Regions from separate parts of the Homo sapiens genome. Here region 1 is linked to region 2. Evidence: chromatin loops called from intact Hi-C (ENCODE). Cell type or tissue: endothelial cell of umbilical vein. All regions are shown on one strand. Links, peaks and the distances in the headings refer to the core of each region. The heading gives the core; the rest is flanking DNA.

The links. A loop is a pair of places that touch in the nucleus more often than their neighbours do. Peaks named below come from ENCODE experiments on the same cell type or tissue, not always from the same donor. Only the 100,000 strongest peaks of a DNase experiment are listed, where the experiment ranks them.
Region 1: it touches region 2 in a loop (3-fold over the local background); 4 of 110 quality-filtered maps call a loop at or near these places.

Annotation. Positions count from the first base shown.
Region 1 is chr9:32,429,029-32,434,416 of GRCh38, forward strand. ACO1 (aconitase 1) reads left to right here. Exons shown (of 21, transcript NM_002197.3): 13 at 391-475; 14 at 1,390-1,546; 15 at 2,691-2,815; 16 at 4,700-4,804. Among named protein-coding and RNA genes, the nearest start is that of ACO1, 47 kb to the left of the region's middle. In endothelial cell of umbilical vein, for the core only: a CTCF peak has its summit at 3,156 (motif pointing left); DNase peaks (open chromatin) are centred at 2,013, 2,123 and 3,123; H3K27ac peaks cover 2,658 bases.
Region 2 is chr9:32,500,467-32,505,854 of GRCh38, forward strand. RIGI (RNA sensor RIG-I) reads right to left here. Exons shown (of 18, transcript NM_014314.4): 2 at 339-473. Among named protein-coding and RNA genes, the nearest start is that of RIGI, 23 kb to the right of the region's middle. In endothelial cell of umbilical vein, for the core only: no CTCF peak of the experiment used is centred there; DNase peaks (open chromatin) are centred at 455 and 2,265; H3K27ac peaks cover 3,271 bases.

The sequences.
Region 1 (5,388 bases), core at 330-5,329, 71 kb before region 2:
TATTCGTTGCCAAATACGCTTTCTCCAATTTCCATATTATTCCTGACTTATGACATATATTTTATTCATGTGCCTCATAAAATTCAAATCTCCTTAGGATTATACAATAATAGTAGTTAATGAAGATATGGCATATATGATTTCAACTTTTTTAAATTGTTGCTCATTCAATTTGATTCCTTTTTATAAGTTAAAAATATGAATAGTATTCTTATGTTATATATCAGAATGCTCTCAAGAATGAAACTTTTAGAAATAGCACTATACTGAACTTAGTTCATGCACTGCAATTCCTTTTTGAACAGTGGTCTCTGGAAACTGTGGCCAGCAGAAGGGCTCACTGAAAGTTATTCTTTTTTTGTGTGTGTGTGCTTCTCTCTTGGTGTCTAGGTTTGACGTGGTGGGCTATGGCTGCATGACCTGCATTGGCAACAGTGGGCCTTTACCTGAACCTGTGGTAGAAGCCATCACACAGGTAATTGCAGAGGTCCCTGCAGGTCTTCAGAGCAGTTGTTTCTTTTCATGTAATGTGACAAAAATGCTGATATTTTCAAGAAGGTCCATGGAAGCAGGGGATGTGGTTTAGAGTATGATCTTTTGAGTTTAGTTAAAATTACTAGCTGGGTAACCTTGGGCAAGTTAATTAACCTATCTGTGCCTGGGTTTTCACAACTGTATATTGGAGATGATAATAGTATCTATTTTATAGAGTTGTGAGAATTAAGATGATGATAAACATAAGTCACTTAGTGCAGTGTCTGGCACTCAAGTGCTCAGTACTGGCTGGTTTTCACTACAAAGGGCTCTACAGTTGTTTGTTATAGGTATTGGGTTAGTGCAAAAGTAACTGTGATTTTTGCCATTTCAGTGATGAAGACCACAATTACTTTTGCACCAACCCAAATAATTTGAAAATTGGTTCAAAGTGAGACAAGTCTCCACACAAACGAATCTAAACTAAATTGCTTTGGCTTGATTTTTATCCCCAAAATGCTGAACCTTGAAAGATATTATTTGGTTTGCTTTGCATTAATTATAGAATCTACGTATTCTATAATTGTGCATTGTGACTTCCTTTAACGATCAACTGTTAGGTCTTTCCCACCTGTTCTTGGGCCCCAGGCAGCAATAACTAGTATGTTGCCTTCTAACTACCTGATATTTTCTCGTGAGCAGAAATCACTAAACATGTCTCTGCTTCCTTTGACCCAGAGTATCTCCCATGGGGACACCCCAGTGTACCCTTCTCCCCTCTAGTGGGAGAGAACCAAGTGAAAGGGCAGCTTAAAGGACTGTATCCTTGCGATGTGGAAACTCTTGCCAATGGTCTGAGACAAGAAGCCTAGTCAGTATCTTTTAGTGACCTGATTTTTCTCTTGCCTTACTCAGGGAGACCTTGTAGCTGTTGGAGTACTATCTGGAAACAGGAATTTTGAAGGTCGAGTTCACCCCAACACCCGGGCCAACTATTTAGCCTCTCCCCCCTTAGTAATAGCATATGCAATTGCTGGAACCATCAGAATCGACTTTGAGAAAGAGCCATTGGGTAAGATTTTGTTTGTGCAGCCATAATTTTTTTCCAGTGAATTCAGAAATATTACTAGAAGAAACTGCTTTCCTTAATAAGAAATGAAGCATAGAGCCTCCAGGGATAAGACAAAGAAGAGAATAATTTCTTTATTCCCCAATATACAGCTAAGACTTAACTGCAGTAGTTAAAACAAGAATCTACTGAGGGTAAAGGATAACGAAAGGAAAACAGGTGCCAAAAGGAATAGACATCTTGCTATTCTGGTTTCTTCTGTAGTTCCTCCCTTTCTAGCTCTCACTTTAATGATAGGCATTGTTTCAATATATACTCTGTAGAAACATACTGCAGATATTTCAACTTCTCAGAATTCCAAAGAAATGATACATCATTTCCTTTCCCCAGATCAGCTTGCTTGCTCTGCCTGCCTCAATCTATTCTAAGCCGAATAGATAATATGAAAACAATGCCTCTGAAATTTACTTTTAGGAAATCATAACTTTAGACGTACAGTTGATCCTCGTTATTTGTGAGTTCTATGTTTGCAGATTTGCGTAGTCACTAAAATGTATTTTAACCCCCAAATCAGTATTTGTAGTATGTTCACGGTCATTCACAGATCAGCACAAAGGGGTGAAAACTTTATATCATTCAACACACACGTTCTATGCTGAGATCTGATAAGGCGTCACTCTGACTTCTTGTTTCAGCTCTCCTGCGATATATAAGGATCCTTTTCTTGGTCTACGTAGTGCCATGCTTTTTGCATTTTTGTGCTTTTTGTGGTGATTTTGCTGTTCAAAATGGTCCTTGAGCATAGTCCTGAAGTGCTTCTGGTGTTCTTGAGCACAAGCCGACTGTGATGCGTACTGTGTTTAGATAGGCTTCGCTGGAAGTTCAATGTCAGTGAGTCAACAATTGCTATTAAATAAGGTGAATAATAAACCTCACATGAAGCAAGGTTATGTATTGATGGGTGACCAGAGGCTTGCAGGAACCTAACCCTGTATTTCCTCCAGTGGCAGTGATTCCGTATCCAGTCATTCAGTGTTCACACGGGCTTTATAGAACATAACTACCGAGGAGAACGAGGCTTGACTCTGTATAATCATGAAAATTGCATATTAGAAAGTTTTCTCATTAATAAACATTTTTTCCCCAGGAGTAAATGCAAAGGGACAGCAGGTATTTCTGAAAGATATCTGGCCGACTAGAGACGAGATCCAGGCAGTGGAGCGTCAGTATGTCATCCCGGGGATGTTTAAGGAAGTCTATCAGAAAATAGAGGTGAGGTCCCACACTGCCCTCCCCGCCCCAGAGGATCTAAGGGAAAGCTGCTCCCTTTGTGTCCTGTCTGCAGACCTCAAGGCTAACGGAAGTATAAACTATATAAAGTAACATTTATTTCTTCAGATGACTGGGGAGGTGGTTCTCCGTCATTTTTCTCCTGTGACTCGCATTTTTACAAACCCCACCTCCCCCAGATGTTCCCAGATTTGGACAAGTTGGTGACAGCCTAGAGAAGAAAGGCCTCCTCAGGTTCAGCTCTCCAAAACCCCACGCCTTTCTCGGACACCCAGGGGTGTGTGTCAGCTGTGGCGAGGACCCCTGGTGGTCACTATATTGTGTCACTAAGTGGAGTCCATTGGTCGAATGCACCTCTCAGAATGCATTTTTGCACACTTAAAAATAAAGAAATTAAGGCCACTCAGTAGGAAGTGCCAAACTACTGAAATAAAACTTTCCGTGCATTTTACAAATAGGAGGAAATGTGTGGGGCTCAGCATTATATTCTGAGACTCTTGGATATTATTCCTTTCCCCGCCTTCTGCATTCAGCTGACCCAAGGGCTTCTGACTGCGGCTGATGGTTTAAATGAGGGTAGAACTGTCTAGGGGAAGGGGTGATGTAGGTGTGATGTTCACACGCTGCACTCTTCACAAGGTGCTCCTTGGGAGATGGTGTTAGGGAGCTTGGCAGGCATTATGTTAAATGCCTTCCTCCAAAGGCCGAGTTAATGGACCTGTGGACAGAATTCAAACCAATTTTAATGCATAGCAGCTGTCATTTGCTACCCAGTGTTTGTGTGACCTGGAAGGCCACTTCCCAAAACACTCAGAGAGTAATTTCCCCTTTGGTACAATCTGGATTATTATTTCATAAGTTATTGATAAGCATATGCATTAGTTATCTATTGCTGTGATATAGCAATAGATATAGTGAGTTGAAACAACAAACATATATTGTCTCCCATTTTCTGTGGGTCAAGAATCCAGGCACAGCTTCACTGTGTACTTTCACAGGGTTCCAGTAAGATGTCATCTGGGGCTGCAGTCTCTGGAGGAGGGTCCACTTAGGCTCACTCATGTGGCTATTGGCAGGATCAAGTTCCTCAAGGGCTGTTGCACTGAGGTCCTCCGTTTCTCACTGGCTGTTCGCTAGAAGCCTCCCTCAGCACCTTGCTATGAGGGTCTCTTCATGACTCACACATGGTAGCTGGCTTCCATCAGAGCAAGAGAGCAAGAGAGTCAGAAGGCAGGTCTCAATAATCTAATCTAGGAGATAGTCACTAGCTTCAGCCCACACTCAACAGGAGGGGGTCAACTAAGGATGTGAATCCCAGGAGGCAGGATCCCTCCTGCCATCCTAGAAGCTGCCTATCACGGTGCATATGTATGTTGTTGTTTGTTTTTCAGAGACCAGGTCTTGCTTTGTCACCCAGGCTGGAGTGCAGTAGTGTCATCATAGCTCACTGCCACCTCAAATTCCTGAGCTCAAGCAATCCTCCCATCTCAGCCTCTCGAGTAGCTCGGACTACAGGCACATGCCACCACACCCAGACAATTTTTTTTTTATTTTTGTAGAGACATGGTTTTGCCATCTTGCCCAGGCTGGTCTTGAGCTGCTGGGCTCAAGCCATCCTCCCACCTCAGCCTCCCTAAGTAATGGGATTAATAGATGTGAGCTACCATGCCCAGCCCACAGTGTCTCTGGATTTTTAAGTTACTTAGCATGACCCACTATTAGTATAAAGGAACTCTTGTATGTGGCTATTGAGAATAAAAATGGTTCTTAGTGTACCTTTTAGCTTGAATGTATGTTTTGTGTTTGCATATTAAATTTTCTCTGGAATGGGATGTGATTAGATCTGCCTTTCTTTTCTTTTTTAAGACTGTGAATGAAAGCTGGAATGCCTTAGCAACCCCATCAGATAAGCTGTTTTTCTGGAATTCCAAATCTACGTATATCAAATCACCACCATTCTTTGAAAACCTGGTATGGCTTTTTATTTTTTAACAAAATGAATTCTTTGAAGGGTTTCTTTCCTAATAATATCTACTTTATTACCCCATGCTCTTGCTTTGACTACCCATTTTATTAAACCCTTTGCAAACCCAAGCAGATACTGCTGGGGAAAGTTTTGGGAGGCTGGGATATTTGGCTGCCGTGGGTCTATAGTTTCTCTATGCAGGGGTTCTGCGTGGATGTACACAGCCACCCTAGTAATCACCTGGACTTAAACCTAGTAGAGTCTGAGGGACTGTCCCAGGAGACCATCCCCAGAGCCCACCATAGTGAACCTTATACCCATAAAAACCAGGGACATTGTCCCTGAAACTGATGATCTAGAAGTTGGTGCTCTCCTGGGTGGGTCACTGTGGGAAGGGATGCAGTAGAAGTGAGGATTCCAGTTGTCCTTAGCATCTGAGGAGTTCTAGGGATGTGAAGAGAGAGAATGTCATTTGCAGCTGCGTTACTGTTGCTTTTGAGGGGATATTGCCAGTATTTTACCTTTTCTTCAAGAGTAAGATATGAATGTTTTGAGTAAATTCACCTTACTTTTCTTGGCCTCTTTGATA
Region 2 (5,388 bases), core at 105-5,104:
TACAATTGTTATTATTAAAAATGATACTTCATTTTGGATTACATTTTTTGTTTGCTTCCATTGGGCAGAAATGCAACTAATTTTTGTATACTGGTCTTATATCCAAATAATCTTGCTAAACTCTTCCATTAGTGACAATAATCTCTCTGCAGATTCTTTTGTTGGATGTTTCAGGTAGACAATTATATCATCTGCCTAAAAACAGTCTTTACATTGTCTCAGACTAAGAGGCATGAACTATAAGTGGATACTTCAAATTTAATAGCTTTTCACTTTTACAGTATTGTCAAGCAGCAAAGTAATATCCTCTGATTTGTGATTAAAAAGAATGAACTAACCTGCATGGTCTAGGGCATCCAAAAAGCCACGGAACCAGCCTTCCTCCTGGAGCTCCAACAGGAACTTGAGAAAAAGTGTGGCAGCCTCCATTGGGCCCTTGTTGTTTTTCTCAGCCTGAATATACTGCACCTCTTCTACAAACAGAAGCAAAAATGACTCATCAAACTGCAGAACTATTAATCATTAGAAGAAAAACCAGAAAAGGATCACCAGACCTTCCCAAATAGGGACAGGAATTGTACCAAGTCACAGCATTGGAAGAATCTTTGGAGAAGCAGCAAAACCTCTGCCCAGGCCGACTGTGCCCATTCTTCACCAAGCCACTCTTCCCATCCTCTCTGGAAACCTACAGTTTGGTGTGGAGGTCTGAGCACACATTCTAGAAAAGGAGTTTCTTGAAGATGTGTAAAAAAATCTCCCTGCAAAAAGGGAGAAGTCATGGTGGCCTCAAACTATCCTCCTCCCTCAGCCTCTCAAAGTACTGGGATTACAGGTGTGAGCCACTGCACCCAGCCTCTACAAAAAAAAAAAAAAAAAAAAATTTTTTTAATTAGTTGGGTGTGGTGGCTCACACCTGTAGTCTCAGCTACTTTGGAGGCTGAGGTGGGAGGATCACTTGAACCAAGGAGTTCAAGGTTCCCGTAAGCTATGGTGGCATCACTGCACTCCAGCCTGGACAACAGAGTGAAAACTTGTCTTGAAATAGGACAAAGAAAGGAGAAGGAAGGAAGTAAGGGATACTTCCATGGTCCTTTTGGGAGAAAATTATCTACCAACCTGCTGGTGGTCATTCTAACTTTGTACACTAATTTCATGCCCAGGGAGTAGTAATAAAAATGCTACCATGGTATGACCTGATACTTGATAATTTTCTGGGTTTTCTTTCCCATTGTTGATGGAATGCAAATTCCAAGGGAGTAAGCAAGTTGTCAGGCTGGTGAACCACTATATTCTCATAGATTAGAAGAAGACCTAGCACGTAATAGACAATAAACAAAGGTATGTTTAATGAATGAAGGAAGAGAAGAAGGAATGCCTTATAATCTTGCTCTACTTAAAAGGATCTCTGCCAAGGTCTCTGTCTTGACAACAATAAAATCAACCCTTTCAAAAAATAAAATTCAATGGTTTTTGGAACTGTGAATCCATGACTACTATTTTAGTACATTTTCATCACTATAAAAAGAAAACCTATATCCATTAGCAGTCATTCCCTACTCTCCCTCTCCTTAGCCCCAGGCAAACACTAATCAAATTGAGTCTCCATGGATTTGCCTATTTTACACATTTCATATTAATGGAATCATACAATACATAGTCTATGTCTGGCCTCTTACTTTGCATAATGTTTTTAAGGTTTAACCATGTTGTAGCACGTTATTATTCATTCCTTTTTATTGCCAAATAATATCCCACTGTATGGATACACCACATTTTGTTTATCCACTCATCAGTGGGCATTTGATTTGTGTCCACATTTTGGTTATTACAAATAGACATGCTATGAACATTCATGAGCAATTTTATGTGACGATGTATATATTCATTTCTCTTGAGTACACACATAGGTGTGAGATTTCTAGTTCTTATGGTAACTCCATTTTTAACATTATAGGGAATTGTCAAACCATTTTCCCAAGGAGCTGCACCATCTTACATTCCCACCAGTAATCTAAGAGGATTCCAATTTCCACACATCCTTGACAGTACTTCTTACCATCGTTTTCATTTTAGCCTTCTGTATTAGTTTCCTGTGGCTGCAATAACGAATTAGGACAAACCAGGTGGTTTAAACAATAGAGGCTTATTCTCTCTGTTCTTGGAGGCCAGAATTGTGAATCATGGTGTTAGCAGAGTCATGCTTCCTCTGAAGGCTCTGGGGAGAATGCATTCCTTGCCCTTCCGGTTTCTGGTAGCTGCTGGCATTCCTTGGCTTGTGACAACACTCCCTCCAACTTTGCCTTCTGTTTCTCTGGCTTGTGGCCACATCACTCCAATCTCTGCCTATGTTTTCACACAGCATTCTCGTTGTCTCTATGTCTTCACATGGCTGTTTTCTTAGAGGGACACCAGTCATATTGAACTAGGGGCCTGCCCTACTCTAGTATGACCTCATCGTAACTAATTACCTCTGTAAAGAAACAGTCTCCCAATAAATCACATTCTGAAGTACTGGGGTTTAGGACTTTAACATATATTTTGGGTAGGGGGACACAATTCAACTCATAACAGCAACCTATCTTGTCACCTATCCCAGCTTCCCTGGACCCACAATCCTACCGTATTCCATTGAGTCAGTTCATTCTGTTCCTAAGCCCATTCCTTACAGCTGTACTTTTGTTCCCAGGCCTCCCTGCTGCTTGAGCTTCCTTTCAACATGCTAACAGCCATTACAGATATTCCACGTGGAGATGCAAATTTATCCCAGCCACAGCTACCGCCTTCCCAGATAAACTGCCTTGCAGTATGCTGGGCAGTTCACATTTACTTTGCATGTGGTCAGGCCCATCCTTCTACTACCTGGCCCCAATATCTGCTGCTACAGAGTAGTGACAATTTCCTCAAAAGCACCAACAATGCAGACAAAACTTCATCTTTGACAGTATTTCCCACTGCCTTTGCTGTCCTGGGGCCCATTGTGATGTCAAACCTCAGCTTCTCAAGGTAGAATTTCTTGATCCCTTCTCTGCTTTCTCAGTCTCCTTACTGACTAAAGCTCTTTATTGACTACTGACTAAAGTACTTACACTGCATAGTATATAGTAAATGTGGGCCTGTCTTCCACCTGAAACTGTGACTTGGAACATTTGTCTTGTGATCATCAGCACAGTACCTGGCTCACGCATGTGTCCAGAAAGTGCTACCAAAGGAATGGATACTCAGAATACTGCCCACCTGGTGCCCCTCCAGAATCATGGTTGGCCTTTGACTCCAAAATACTATAAAAAATCTGCAGCTGGGCACAGTGGCTCACACCTCTAATCCCACCACTTTGGGAGGCCAAGGTGGGTGGATCACTTGAGGTCAGGAGTTCAAGACCAGCCTGGCCAACATGGTGAAACCCCGTCTCTACTAAAAATACACAAATTAGCCAGGCGCGGTGGCTGGTGCCTATAATCCCAGCTACTCGGGAGGCTGAGGCAGGAGAATCACTTGAACCAGGGAGACAGAAGTTGCCATGAGCCGAGATCATGCCACTCCACTCCAGCCTGGGTAATAGAGCAAGACTCCAAACACACACACACACACACACACACACACACCCAGGTCTGCCTTGAAACATCCTGGACAACCTGTGAGTGAGAAAAGTGCTGCAGCTTCCAGGGTACCATGCAAGTTCTCCAGGAGAAACATGGCTTCAGTGCTCCTTTTCCAAGACGTTACTAGCGTCAATAATCACAATATCTGATTGCAGAGAGGGTTAGAGTAAACGAGATGCTGGATGTGGGCACGGGGGGAATGTGGATAAGCTCCCTTTGCTTTCCACGGATGGCAAAAAAATATGAGTCAAAAGTTTTATATCCAGCCATAACACTCATTAGTGTCTCTGGTCCCTGACTGAATCCTCACTGATAAAGTATAGTTGTCACAGCCCGGCACAGTGGCTCACGCCTGTAATCCCAGCACTTTGGGAGGCCAAGGTGGGTGGATCACTTGAGTCCAGGAGTTCGAGACTAGCCTGGCCAACATGGTGAAACCCTGTCTCTACTAAAAATACAAAAATTAGCCGGGCATGGTGGCCAGTGCCTATAATCCCAGCTACTCGGGAGGCTGAGGCAGGAGAATCGCTTGAACCCCAGAGATGGAGGCTGCAGTGAGCTGAGAGCTGAGATCCCACCACTGCACTCCAGCCCAGGCAACAGAGCAAGGCTGTCTCAAAAACATATATATATATATTATACATTTAATATATATAAAATATATAAAATATATTTAATACATAAAATATATAAAATATATTTAATACATAAAATATATAAAATATATTTAATACATAAAATATATAAAATATATTTAATACATAAAATATATAAAATATATTTAATACATAAAATATATAAAATATATTTAATACATAAAATATATAATATATAAAAGTATATATTATATCTATTATATATAGATATAATATATATTTAAACATATATATTATATATTTATTCTATATTATATATCATATATATTTTATATATAATATATATGTTTAAATATATATCTATTATATACAATAGATATATAATATATAATTTTATACATTATATATTTTATATATTAAATATATAATAGATACAATATATATGTCACAATTAAAGTTAACCAATGAATCCAGAGCCTCCAAAGCAGCCTAGAAAAAAATAGGGAATAGAGAAAAACTTTATCAATCTAATAGAAAATAGAAAAAGGAGTTGAACCCAAAAGGTATGTGGACAGAGATGCACATTATAAAGTAAAAAGGCATAAATAAGAAAAATGTAAATCAACTTCATAACAATGGTTGCCTCTGCAGAGGGAATCAAAAGAAGACCTCAAGGGTATCTTTCACATTAAAAATTAAGAAGTTCTTCAGGGTGCTTTTTCTTTTAACTTACTTTCCGGTATTTTTATTGTGATTGTACTCTATAAATTAGCATAGGGAGAATTGACATGTTTACAAACCTATAGTCCCCAGGCACAAACATAGGCTGTCTCTTCCTCACTCAAATCAGAGACAGATTTCTCTTCAGGGACTTCATAGTTTTCTTCATATCATTTCAGCATTTTTTTTGTTAAATGTATGACTATCTTCAATCACACGTAATATCCTCTAGAAACCATCCTTCTACATATCTAATTATGTGTATAAATATATAGTTTTAAATAAGTAAGATTTAACAAATCTGCTCTTTTCCACTCAGTGGATTACAGGTGTTGTTTCCTATTAATAAATATGTACCTACATCAACTTTTAGTGGCTGCATAGTTTTATGTCACATAAATGTAGTATAATTTAATGTATTCCTTTAACACGAAACTAAAATGCGTTTAGTACACACCCATCTATGTCTTTAC